2 separate regions of the Homo sapiens genome follow, and region 1 is linked to region 2. A link is a contact called in ENCODE Hi-C or POLR2A ChIA-PET data. All regions are on one chromosome and are shown on one strand. The core of a region is the stretch at or near the end of the contact, and the rest is flanking DNA. Distances in the headings are between cores, read along the strand shown. Region 1 overlaps RAI1 (retinoic acid induced 1). Region 2 overlaps PEMT (phosphatidylethanolamine N-methyltransferase).

Region 1 (6,045 bases), core at 2,003-4,502, 180 kb after region 2:
TCCAGAGACACCAAGCTGGCAACCCAGGCAGGTGAAGGCAATTCCTCTCCCTACTTAAAAAGAGAATTCCTGGGGGAGAGGGGAGGCACCTTTTGAGAGGGAGGGGGGCGGCTAGACTGTGTTCAGGCTGTTCTGTCTCTTGGTCCAGGAATAGAAAGAGTTAACCCTCCCCCAGAAATTTGTCAGCCCCCACACAGCAGGGAAACATTGTTGGACCCTCTGACATGCTAACAGTGTGACACCGGCTGACTGGAGCTAGCAGATTCTAGACCCTGGACTCCCCCTTCAAAGCCCAACAGGACTCGGCTGGGTGGTGCCTTGTTCAGGGACCTTGTGGGAGGCGGAAATGAGAGCCCAGAGAGGGTCAGGCAGCAAAGCAGTGGCCTTGTGGCCCGGAGGGAAGAGGGGTTACAAGCCAGGGCCATCGGAAACTGGAAGGGAAGTCGCCATGGGTCTGGGGTAGAGGGAAGGGAGAGGCCCTTCTACCCTTTGCCCAGACTCCTGAGCAAGGCTTTGCCCTGCTCCCCACCCTTCCCACACACCCACTCAGCTGCAGGCCTGGCCATTAAATGTGGGTGTCTGACCCATAGGTTGGACCATGAGACCCTAGTGGCTGAGGGAGGCCTGGGTGAGGCTCTGGGAGGCAGGACTGAAACCAGCAAGGGATTCACTGCTGCTCATGCCCTATGGCACAACCCCCTTATTTATGGGGCTGCCTTCCCTTCCCCAGACCTCGAGTTTCCGTTTTCAAGAACCTTTTTCTTCCTATCTTCCTTAGGGCCCCCAGGGCCTAGCACACAGCAGTCACTCACAGTGTCCTGTATTTGTCCAGCTAAATGGAGTGAATGAATCAGTGGTGAATGAATGAAAAGGGAAAGTTTCTCAATTGGAAGCATCTAGCCCTTGTGGTTTTTTTTAAACCTTTTTGAAATATATATTGTAAAATAGCATTCACAGAAAAGCTGAAAAAAAAAGAGAAAAATAAGGTTATTGACAGTCTTAGAGGGCTCTGACAATGTTAGTATTTTGATGTAGTTCTTCCCAGTCCTTTTCGACTCGGTGGTTGGTTTGTTTTTTAAAGACTTTGTCGTCATTCTCTATATTCAGATGTATATCCTGCTTGCTTTGCCGGCATAATGTGAGCCTTTTCCTGTTTTGTAACCAATGCTTCATAAACACCATGGTTAATGTCTTCAGGCTTTTCCAATCAAGTGGATGTACCATAATTTACTTAATATTCCCCTTTTGTCCAACATTCTGGATGTTCCTGATGAATGATGTAGTGGATATATTTTGTATAGCTTTTCTTGATACTTAAAATGATTTGCTCAAAATGCCACTGCTGATGCCGAAGGCTCCGACTGCCTGCAGTGGGAGAAACGGCTTCTCTAGTTTTCCTTGGATAAATGGGACACTATTTTTCCTTCCCCACAATCTAGAACCTTCCATCAGAGCCGAAAAGAGCCTTGGCAATGAATCACCTATCTGACCTCCCTCCTTTGACAGAAGAGGAAGCCAGAGCCCAGAGAGGGGAAGCGAGTCCCAAGGTCACACAGCAGTTGCTGGGCTATGCAGCAGCGAAGACCCAGCTACTGATTTGCCATGTTGGTTTTCGCATCTGAAAAGATTCCTGAGGTCTTTAAGGCTGACCCTGCCCATTTCACAGATGGGGGGACTGAGACCCCAAGCTTACCCCTGGTGCCGCCAGCTGGAGCCCCAGACAGGCTTCTCGGCCCTCCTGGGCCACCCCCGACTGGGTGTGTTCACGGGATCTGGCGGCTACAGGCTCCCTGTTGCCCGCCCCACCTGCCCACCACAGTTCCCCTTCCTCTTTGCCATCCCATTCTCCAGACAAAAAGCTGAGGATCCAAAGCAGATGCAGTGAGGGGGTGGGACTGTAGGTCTCTGGGGACCCTAGTGGTTGCGTCCTTGCCCCATGCCTCAGTTTACTTGTCAGAGACCTAACCTTGGATCTGTTCAGGAGCAGAGGCAGATGTTGGCACAGATATGAGGTATGAAGGAGTGGTGTGGGGGATGGGGTGCACCTTAAAATCTCTCTCTGGCCCGAGATTCACCCCAGGAGACCCCCCGGGGAGAAGGGAAGGAGAGAGAGAGGGAAGAAAGAGTTGAAGCAGAGACAGTATTCCCCATCAGAGGACAGGGACTTTCTGCCCCCTCCCCTGCAGCACACCAACCATCCGTGTGCCTCTGATCCTGCTTGTGTATTGCTTAAGGGGTTTGTGTGCCTTCCAGCTTGGGCATGTGTTGTGCATGCGTGCCTCTGTGTGTGTGTGTGTCCGTCCCTGTGTGTGTCCCCTCTGTGGTGTCAGTCTCTGATCCCATTTGTGCATTTCTGGGGGGAAGGGAGGGTGCCCCCGAGCTCGGTCTTGTGTGTGCGCGTGCATGCATGTGTGCATGTCTGTGTGTGAGCACACTGTTTCCTCCTAATGGCCCCAGGAGGGATCCAGGCATCAGGCTTTTGTGCTGCTTCAAGGTTGTGGCTGGGTGGGCGAAGAGAGGGAAGGCCTTCGACAGGGAGGGGTGGGGTTGAGGGAGGCAAAAGAAAATCTTAAAAGACCGTCTTCCCTCTGGTCTCCAAGGAGATCAGGCTGTGAAATGATCCGCACGTTAATTAAAAACGATTATATCCTGATTGAGCCATTCCTGCTCACATCCCCCAGCCAGGGAGAGGAAGAGGCTGAGAGCAGAGGATGCAAAATGGGGTAGGGTCCAATGGCAGGGCATAGCCAGGTGGAGCCACAGCCCACGGAGGGGAGCACAGGCTGGGGGAGTCAAGTGGGAAGGTGTTGAGGGGCACGTGCCCAAGTCTGATTGGAGCTTCTCCTTTGAATTTTAGGGACTGTCTTCCAGTGGTGGTCTCTGAGATCCCAGGAGTGGGTGGCAGCCACCCAGCCCCATGGATCTCCACTCATATGCCAGGCACTGAGCTTGTTGTTTGCACAGATCCTGCAAGTCAGCGCTTGTGGTTCCAGTTTTACAGAGAAGTGACATGCTTGAGGTCATGCAGCCAGGAGTTGGGAGCCCCAGATTGGACCCAGTCCTCTGACCCCGAGGCCCAGATGCCCTTCATAGCTCCTAGCTGCCCCCAGATTCCCACCATGAGCCCCTACCTCTGCAGGACCCCTGGGAGGCTGGGGCCTACCATGACAAGAACTTCTCCATGGCGCCCCTGAGGTGGTTCCTTGCTGAGGTCCGAGCAGCACAGGGCTGGGCGGCTGTGATGTCCATTCACGTGGGGAGCTGGGTGACTCACTAGCCTGGAGCAGCCTTGGGCTGACTCAGGTCACCTTTGCCAACCTGGGCAAGGCCTGCCTCGCCCCACCTTGCTCCTCCCCAACACTGGCTCATGGTTCCACAGCAGACCAGCCACAGGTGCCCCGTGAGGCTCAAGACACTGTATCCACACTGCTGGGTACCTGTGCCATGTCTTTTCTGGAAGGAGTCTGGGCCTGGTCACGCTGGGCCTTGCCTGGTTATCTGTCTGCTGTAAGCCTTGTAAGGACTACGGTGGTAGAAAAGAGTAGTGGTAACAATAAACCAGACGACCCTCCACCTCCACCCCAGCATCAGGTGTTGCGGGGTTCACAAGCGTGGCAGATCTCAGCATTTGTGGGACCTGCCTGCTGCCATACCTCTGCCCACTCCCATCCACCCATGTGCCACCTCTGTGTTCCCTGAGCCCAGCTTCTCCGAGAGGAGGAGACCCACTGTGGCTTGGCCACACCCAGAAGCAAGTGAGATCGCTGGCCACGAGTGGGGGCTTTTTCTGCTTCTCTGAGCCTCAGTTTCCCCTTTGTATAATGGGGATGATAGCTTTTTCCGGAGAGGACTGACAAGAGAGTAAGGAAAACCAGGTCAAGTTTGTTCAAGTGCCTGGCAGCCCTGGAACGCACACAGAGGCCCATTTGTGCATTTGTGCAACTGTCCATCCGTTCAGGGCACTTGTGTGTTGCCACAGGCCTTGGGTTTGCTGGCTTCTGGGGAGGGACACACACTGTCACATTTCAGTGCTTTCTAGGAGACAGTCTGGGGCTCAGGTGACTGTCATCTCAGCATGAGCCTCTAGGGGGCAAAGATGCTCACTGGACCCACCTGAGGCTATGTTAGCAAAGGTAGAGTGGGAGAAGGGAGAGATGTTTCTGCTGGGGTAGGTCCTAGTGAGATTTGCTGAACCTGGTCCCACATCTTAGCAGGAGCCAGAAACAGTATCACGAGGCATCAGAGGGGCGGGCAGAACAGGAAGTCAGCATCCACCTGTTCCCCAAGGCAGAACTGGGAGAGAGGCAGGCAGATGTTCACTCATTCCACAAAAAGCCCTTTGCACTGAAGCAGGCAGAGAGACCCTGCCTGCGCTGGGTCATCCCTGCAAGATGCCACCTTTCAGGAGAACAGTTTTTGTGATGTTGGTATCTGCCTTCCTCCTAAATATCCCCTTCCTGCCCTTCCCAGGGCCTGAAATGCTTCCGTTAGTCACTGCCGAGGTCAGAGCATGGAAGGCCCTGATTAAAATGCAAACTGTTACTTGGAGGAGTGATCAGAAGATGAACTCATGTTTGCATAATGCAGAGGCCACCCACCCCTAGGCCCCGCAGGGCCGGGCAGGCAGTGCTGATGGGGTTGTGGTGGCTGCCTGGCCCTCATGGGGCGCGGTAGCTCAGCTCTGCCAGGGCAGCCCATGGGGATGCAGCCCATGGCGCCTGTTGCCCACTGTCTCAGGAACAGGATTAGATGTTGACATGACACTTCCTGGTCTGTATATGTTGTCACCTAATTCAGCAGCACCCCTACGACCAGATTTAGACCTGGGGCCACTAGTGCAGCCTCCTGGCTTCAATGCTGCTGCCCAGTGATCACTGTGACCATCCTGCAATACAAGTGGGGCAGGGACGGCAAAGCTGGGGCTCCCAGAGGGGAGCTCCCCTGCCCAAGTCTAGGCCAGTGAGGCCCTGCCAGGGCTGAGGTGTCATATGAGGTGCTGTCACCAGACTGGGGGACCGAGGCACAAGATGAGACTTTGTTGGCCCAGGAGGGTAGGCTGGAGGAGGCCTTTCCAAGTGTGGCACGGGGCGGAGAGGCAGAGAAGCTTTGCCGGTGTCACTCTTCTGTGGGTGTCCCAGCCACAGGGGCCTTACTTCGGGCCCACTCGCAGCCTGGGACCTTGGGCTAGAGTCCCTGAGTGGCCGAGAGAGAGCCCTTTCTAGGAAGCAGGGCAGGCGATGCCCAAGGAGGCAGGCTCTGCAGGAGCTGGGAACTGCCAGAGCATCAGGCATGGTGCCAGCCTGGTATGCTTCTCATACCCACCCAGCCCTTGGTAGCCCTCCTAGAGGTGAGGACGTGGGAGCAGAGGGGCCACACACATAGGGTGTCGGGACCAGCCTGAACCGGGTCAGCCTGACCCTGCACTTGGGGTGCCTGGCGGCCAGGCCTGTCCTGCACATCTGATTCATGCCTCGTTTACAGGCTGTGTTTCATTCCCTTCAGTCCTTCCACAGTGTCTGCTGATGGCGCCAAGGTTCTGGCCCAGATGCCCTGGCGAAGGCACCCAAAGGGACAGGGGCTGGGTCTCCAAGGGGAAGCATTTTGCTGCAGAAGGAAGGGTGTTGGCTGCAGGACACAGCATGCCAGAGGCCTGGGGGTGTGGGTGGCGAGCAGGTGGGATTGGGGAGGTGGAGGCAGGGACTGAGGCCAAAAAGGAGTCTGGGCCTTGACTGCTTGAAGGGTTTTATCTTGAAGGCAGTGGGAAAAGATGGGTGCTCTGGGCAGTGAGCACCGCTGGAGCAAAGTCTCGGCAGTGGGAACACACAGGGACAATGAGGAGAGGCTTAAGAGGATCAGAAGAGGACCCAGGTGGGGCCTCAGTTTCCTCCCTGAGAACTCCTGAGTCCTCTGGGGTGTGGGCTGGATGAGAGCAGCCTCCCTCCTCCTGGAGCTGCTGTGCAGGCCTAGAATGCTGGTCTAGAGGGAAGCAGGGACCTGACCATCTCCCCAACCTCTTGCCTAAGCCCAGAGCAGCTCGGCCTAGCC
Region 2 (5,901 bases), core at 1,386-3,885:
GGACAGGAGGTAGAGCCTGTCTGGGCAGTGTGTGGAGGGTGGCAAGTGTCCACACTAGGTGGTGTGTGTCCAGAAGGCACAGTGACCAGGCCACATCTCCTCAGCAGGACCCTGACCAGGCTGTGAGACCAACCCTCTGCAGTGACAAGCAGCCATGGAATTCTTTTTTTTTTTGAGACAAGGTAACCCAGATTGGAGTACAGTGGCACAATCACAGCTCACTGCAGCCTTGACCTCCCTGGGCTCAGATGATCCTCCCACCTCAGACTCCCAAATAGCTGGGACTACAGGCATGTGCCACCATGCCCTTTTTAACAAAATTTTTATTTATTTATTTGTTTATTTTTGAGACGGAGTCTCACTCTGTCGCCCAGGCTGGAGTGCAGTGGCACAATCTTGGCTCACTGCAACCTCCGCCTCCCGGGTTCACGTGATTCTTCTGCCTCAGCCTCCTGAGTAGCTGGGACTACAGGCACATGCCACCACACCTGGCTAATTTTTGTATTTTTAGTAGAGATGGGGTTTCACCATATTGGCCAGACTGGTCTCAAACTCCTGACCTCGTGATCCACCCGCCTCAGCCTCCCAAAGTGCTGGGATCACAGGTGTGACTTTTATATTTTTTTGTAGAGATGGGGTCTTGCTATGTTGCCCAGGCTGCTTCCAAACTCCTGTGCCCAAGCAATCCACCTGCCTCACTCAACCTCACAAAATGCTGGGATTACAGTCATGGGCCACTGTGCCCAGCCAACCGTGGCATTTTTTACCTTTTATTTTAGAACACTTTTAGATTTTCAGGAAAGTTGCAAAAACAGCACAGGGCAGGCCTGTGTGTCTCCACTCAGCTCCCTGAGGCTAATACCTCACAAAGCCACAGGCCACTTATGATAACCATAGCTGTGACAATCTGTCCATCCTCTTGGGCAAAAGCAGTGCTTTTCAGGCGGGTCTGGGGCTGCCACAGCTTTTCAGCCCAGCAGACGGGAGGCACGTCCTCGTCTGGGCCACTCTGTACCTGCACACACATTCAGTCCCTGCAAGTCCGCAGCTTCCAGAGGCCATGCCAACAGGGGGTGGGCAGCGTGGGCGCAGGGAGGGAGCACACGCTGCTCAACAGCAGGGAGGAGCATGAAAGGCAGGGTGCTGACGGAAATGGATCCTTCTTCACAGGGTGGTGAGACTGTCCCTGAAAACAGTTCCTCCCTGATAGCGGGGGGGATCAGCAGGGCTGGGCACAGAGACTCTCTCTCCTCGCCAGTACAGCCTGGATTGAAAATACCATGTTCTGTGCTCACTGTGCTCCCCACCACCCCCCTCTGGAACGTGTCCCGTGACCCTCTGAGGACACAGACGTTCGTGGTTCTCTGTCACCCAAAGGGAGGGACAGGACAGAACAGCACAATCTCTGCCTGTTCCAGGGCCTGCTGCCGCTCGGTTTCTCTGGGGACGATCTTCACAGCTTTTCTGTGCCACCGATTAGGTCGAATTTGAAACAAGAGTCCATTTGAGCTTTGCAGATGCACAGCTGGGACGGAATTTGGGGTCCCCTGTGGCACTTGGGTGTCAAGGGGTGTGTGCACAAGCCACACCTGAACGGTCTGCTTCAGGACCCCCCTTCCCCCCACTCCCCGCAGCTATCGAGGGTATGCCACAGCACCTCCTACCACCACACAGTTCAAAACCAAACAAGAACAGAAGTGTCGGGCTCAGGCTGCATTCGGATCCCATCATTTATTGTCATGCATTTGTGTGATTGTTGTAGACTTCAACAGTTTTTAGTTGACAATTACTTGTATTCATTCATTTTCCAGCCCGCTTATTCTAGTTCAAGGTCGCAGGTGGCTAGAGCCTCTCCCAGGGCACAAAGCCTGGACAGGACGCCGTTCCATCACAGGACACACTCGCACCCACACCTGGTCAGACTGGGACCACTTAGATGTCCAGTTCACTGAATGTGCACATCTCGGAGATGTGAAAGAAAGCAGAGTACAGAGAAAGCCCACGGAGTCGTGAGAGCACACAAACTCCACACAGGCAGTGGGTGCAGAAGGGAATCAACTTTTTATCATCAACGTTGTAACTAAAGGACGTTATTCCAGACCCTGCTGCAGATCTTGCATGTACCTGCCCACGTGTGCAGATTGGTGGTATCAGGTGGTTTAATTTAGCACTGTGCATAGTAGGAAAAGTTGGAAATAAACCAAATGACCATCAGTGGGAGAACGGGTGCAAAGGTCAGCACCTGGGAAATGCTAATAAACGTTAATTACTGTTGTTATTATGGGACCGTAATCCTCGACTGTTGATGAAGGAAATGATGTTGAACGCCATGCAGAAGGCTGCAGAGAACATCTCAGGAAGGGACCCAAGACACCGGAAAGGGGTTCAGGGGAAAGGGATTCAAGGGGCACATTGTCACTATCTGCCTTTTTGTGCTGTTGGAATTTTCATCACGCATCAGTGTTAACTGCTTAAAATTTTAAAATTTTGAACATAATAACTGCAGACTAAACCTGTCCCAGAGGCAAGGGGCAGAGGGCCACACACGGTGGTGAGCTGGAGCTGACAGGCGCCTCTGAGGCCCAGCAGGGTGGAGAAGCTGGCGCGGGCTTGCAGGCCTCCACAGCAGCCCAGCCCAGTCCCTGATGAGAAGACAAGCTGGCGTGGGAGTGGTCGGGCCTGTCTGGGGCTGAGATGCTTTCACTCTACGTAGGATTCCAACTGGCCTGTCACAGGATGCCCCGAACAGCAGATAAGCAGCAGCAAAACAGGAGGGGCACGGGACAGGCACCAGGCACCATAAGCAGCAATGTGACACTGGAAGGAGGGGCCAGAAACACTGAACAAGGAGAGTCCTGAAAAAGTGTAGCACCCTCGGCCACCAGCGCAGGGCATGAGGGCCGTGTGTCCCAGCTCTGGTGAGCTGCTGGTCAGCGACCCCTCGTCACCATGACACGGTTGGATGGAGGAGGGCAGGGAACCTACCTGAGACTGAGACGGACGGTTAATTTTTTAAAGAGACGATACAAAAAAACTTCAGGCATTTAAAGTTCCACTGAAGGCTGGGCGCATTGGCTCATGCCTGTAATCCTTGCACTTTGGGAGGCCGAGGCGGGCAGATCACCTAGGTCAGGGGTTCGAGACCAGCCTGGCCAACATGGCGAAACCCCGTCTCTACTAAAAATACAAAAATTAGTCAGGCACGGTGGTGCGTGCCTGTAATCCCAGCTACTTGGTAGGCTGAGGCAGGAGAATCACTTGAACCTGGGAGGTGGAGGTTGTCTCTACAAAAAATACAAAAATTAGCCGGGCATGGTAGCGCATACCTGTAATCCCAGCTACTAGGGAGGCTGAGGCAGGAGAATTGCTTGAACCCAGGAGGCGGAGGTGGCAGTGAGCCGAGATCTCACCACTGCACTCCAGCCTGGGCGACAGAGGGAGACTCTGACTCAAAAAAAAAAAAGTTTCACTGAATACTGGAGAATTCTCTGATGCAAAATGGGTTCCTCCCGAGGGTCCTGGGTAAATGGGTATTTCATCTGCCATTTGGGATTCTCATGTCTAATAAGGGCCTTGCCTGAAACGGCCACCACCGTCCCTCCCATCCCTGACCCGGTGCTGATCCCCGTGAGGAGACACCTCTGTGGGTGAGACGCTGCTCCTCACCCGCGGCGCACCCAAGCCCCATCAGGGCGGTGGGGAGTCCACCCCCATTCCCGGTTGGGGGGTGTGGGTGCCACGGAGACCTGCAGGCTGCAGAAATGCGGCCACGGTGGCCCTGCGTGGAGATGCCCCTCTCATGGAAATGTGCTTGATCCATAATTAACAAGGGGGCAAGGCCATGCTGTCGTTTTCTTTTTTAATCACTCTGCTGTCGTTTCGACATGGAGACCCAAGATCTAAAATTAGGCCACTGGATCCCGCACCTGACTTTCTGAGCTCCCCAGGGCAGGGGCGTGTCTCAGCGCTGACAGTGAAGAGGTGTCAAATCTGTGCTCAGGGAACAACCTTTTCTGAACACACTGCTCCCTGCATCCCTCATCCCTTGCCCCCTTTCCCCCAGGCCAGGAGCCTTGGCTGGAGGGCGGCCCAGCGCCCCGTGAGTCCACTCTCCTCTGTAGAGTCCCAACCCCTCACTGGCCTCCCAGAAACCCCAATCGCAACCTTTTCTTCATGGAAACCAGCATGCAGGTTTCCATTTAGGTGTGAAGGTGCCTGGCCGGCTGGGGGATTAGGAAGGCTTTGCTGTCCCCACACACGGTGTCCTCAGGGACCTGTATCCATGGCCAGGAAGAAGTTAATGTCACTGCCTTCCTCTATTCAGGCCCCAAAGTTTGGGGCAGGGACAAAGAACAAGGTGTCAGGGCCCCACCCCACCCTCCAGGAGGGGTGATCTGGCAGCTGGGTGGGGAAGGCGTCCCACCTCACCGTCCTGGCTCAGGGCAGTGTCCGCCCAGAACTTGGCTGCGGGGATGCAGGGCGCCTGCACACTTCGGACTTTCCCTGTCCTCCCTGTAACTATCCCTGTCTTCTGTGGAGGCTGTGAGAAGCCGACAAGAGATGGAAAGAGCGTAGGCAACCACACACACAGGCCCTTACCAGCGGCCACCCGGGTCTGCTTGTGGTGCCACTGTCCCAGAATGACCCCTCACATGAAATTGTGCTCCAGCCCCTCACTCTGGATCCCCCCAACTCTGCACTTTTTAAGCCCACAGTGGCTCACAAGCCCACGATGGGCCCGCGTCCACCCAATGGCCAGCACTAACCTGACCCAGCACCCCCTGCTCAGTTCAGCTCCCACGCGTGGCCTTCTCGCAGGACAGCCACGTCCAGCACCTTCAGCAGGTTCTCCCCGGCAGCACTTGGCAGTCAGATGTGGCCAGACGGTCCCTTCCAGGTCTGTACCCTACGTGGAAAGCTGAGCCAAATCTAGAAACTTCTCTGGACAACTCTCCTCAGTTCCCTACTATGTCCTCTGCCTGTCCTGAAAGCTGCCATGTCCCTGCCACGACAGGAGAGGAGCCGCACTTGGGGGAACCACTCGCCCTCCCTCCCCGCTGCCCGGCAGTCACAGCCCTCCCACCCAGAGCACACCCAGCCAGGGGTGGGGTGGGGGGCTCCTCTGGGCAGGAGGGTCTGGAGGCTTCTGCGGGAGGAGGCACTGGACCTGAGACCTGGCCCGTGAGCAGGAACTGGCTGTGAAGGCCAGCAGAGGCCAGGCTCGGGGCCTGGTAGCCGGGATCCTGCAGCCAACAGCAACCCTTTCAGCACCTGCTCCGTTCTGTCCTCTTGTCTGTTTCTCTCACAGACATACCTTGTGCAGAGAAGGTGTTTGGTTTTCAGTACAAAGAAGACAGCGTTAGAGACCCGGCCCCCTCCCCTCAGCCACAAGGCAGTGGGAGGCTGGCCTCTGTCCCTCGGTAAACAAGGGTGCAGTTCCTGACAATCCATGAAGAGAAGATGCTGCCCCAGATGTTCACAGCCCCCCTCCCATGTCCTACTCTAGAGAGAGCTGTCGTGGCCCCAAAGGCATGAACGTGGCCCTCCGTGCACGGCAAGCAGTACAGGAACGTGTTCGGAAGGCAGAGTGCGCGGCCAACAGCGTGGGCAGCTTGCCTCCCTGCTCTGGCTGCTTTTAAGCCAGCAAACGTGAGCTGCGAGCGGCACAGGCTGAGGCAACGGAGCCGCTTCCCTGCAAGGTTTCATCAGTGACGGCCAGAGTGAATTCAGCAGATTTTTAAAATTTTTATTATTTTTATTTTTAATTTTTTGAGACAGAGTGTCTCGCTCTGTCTCCCAGGCTGGAGTGTAGTGACAGGATCTTGGCTCACTACAACCTCTGCCTCCCGGCTTCAAGCAGTTCTCCTGCCTCAGCCTCCCGAGTAGCTGGGATTACAGGTG

What was found. Hi-C counts contacts between places; a loop is a spot of excess contacts on that map. ChIA-PET counts read pairs that join two places held with the same protein, here RNA polymerase II (POLR2A).
Region 1: a loop to region 2 is called in a map of breast epithelium, with 8 times the contacts of the local background. The contact joins two enhancer-like sites. A Hi-C loop is called at or near these places in 1 of 168 maps with a recorded cell type or tissue (breast epithelium). POLR2A ChIA-PET finds 5 or more read pairs at or near these places in 1 of 52 experiments (AG04449).

What each region holds. Positions count from the first base shown.
Region 1 is chr17:17,725,764-17,731,808 of GRCh38, forward strand. All of the region lies in intron 2 of RAI1 (retinoic acid induced 1), which reads left to right. Among named protein-coding and RNA genes, the nearest start is that of RAI1-AS1, 38 kb to the right of the region's middle. RefSeq lists an enhancer at 1-130 and silencers at 3,892-4,186, 3,901-4,099, 4,129-4,188. Within about 2 kb of position 3,253, at least 9 of the 41 ENCODE cell types and tissues checked have a DNase peak (open chromatin) inside an H3K27ac peak, as active enhancers do.
Region 2 is chr17:17,548,861-17,554,761 of GRCh38, forward strand. All of the region lies in intron 2 of PEMT (phosphatidylethanolamine N-methyltransferase), which reads right to left. Among named protein-coding and RNA genes, the nearest start is that of PEMT, 40 kb to the right of the region's middle. RefSeq lists an enhancer at 4,123-4,928. Within about 2 kb of position 2,636, at least 6 of the 41 ENCODE cell types and tissues checked have a DNase peak (open chromatin) inside an H3K27ac peak, as active enhancers do.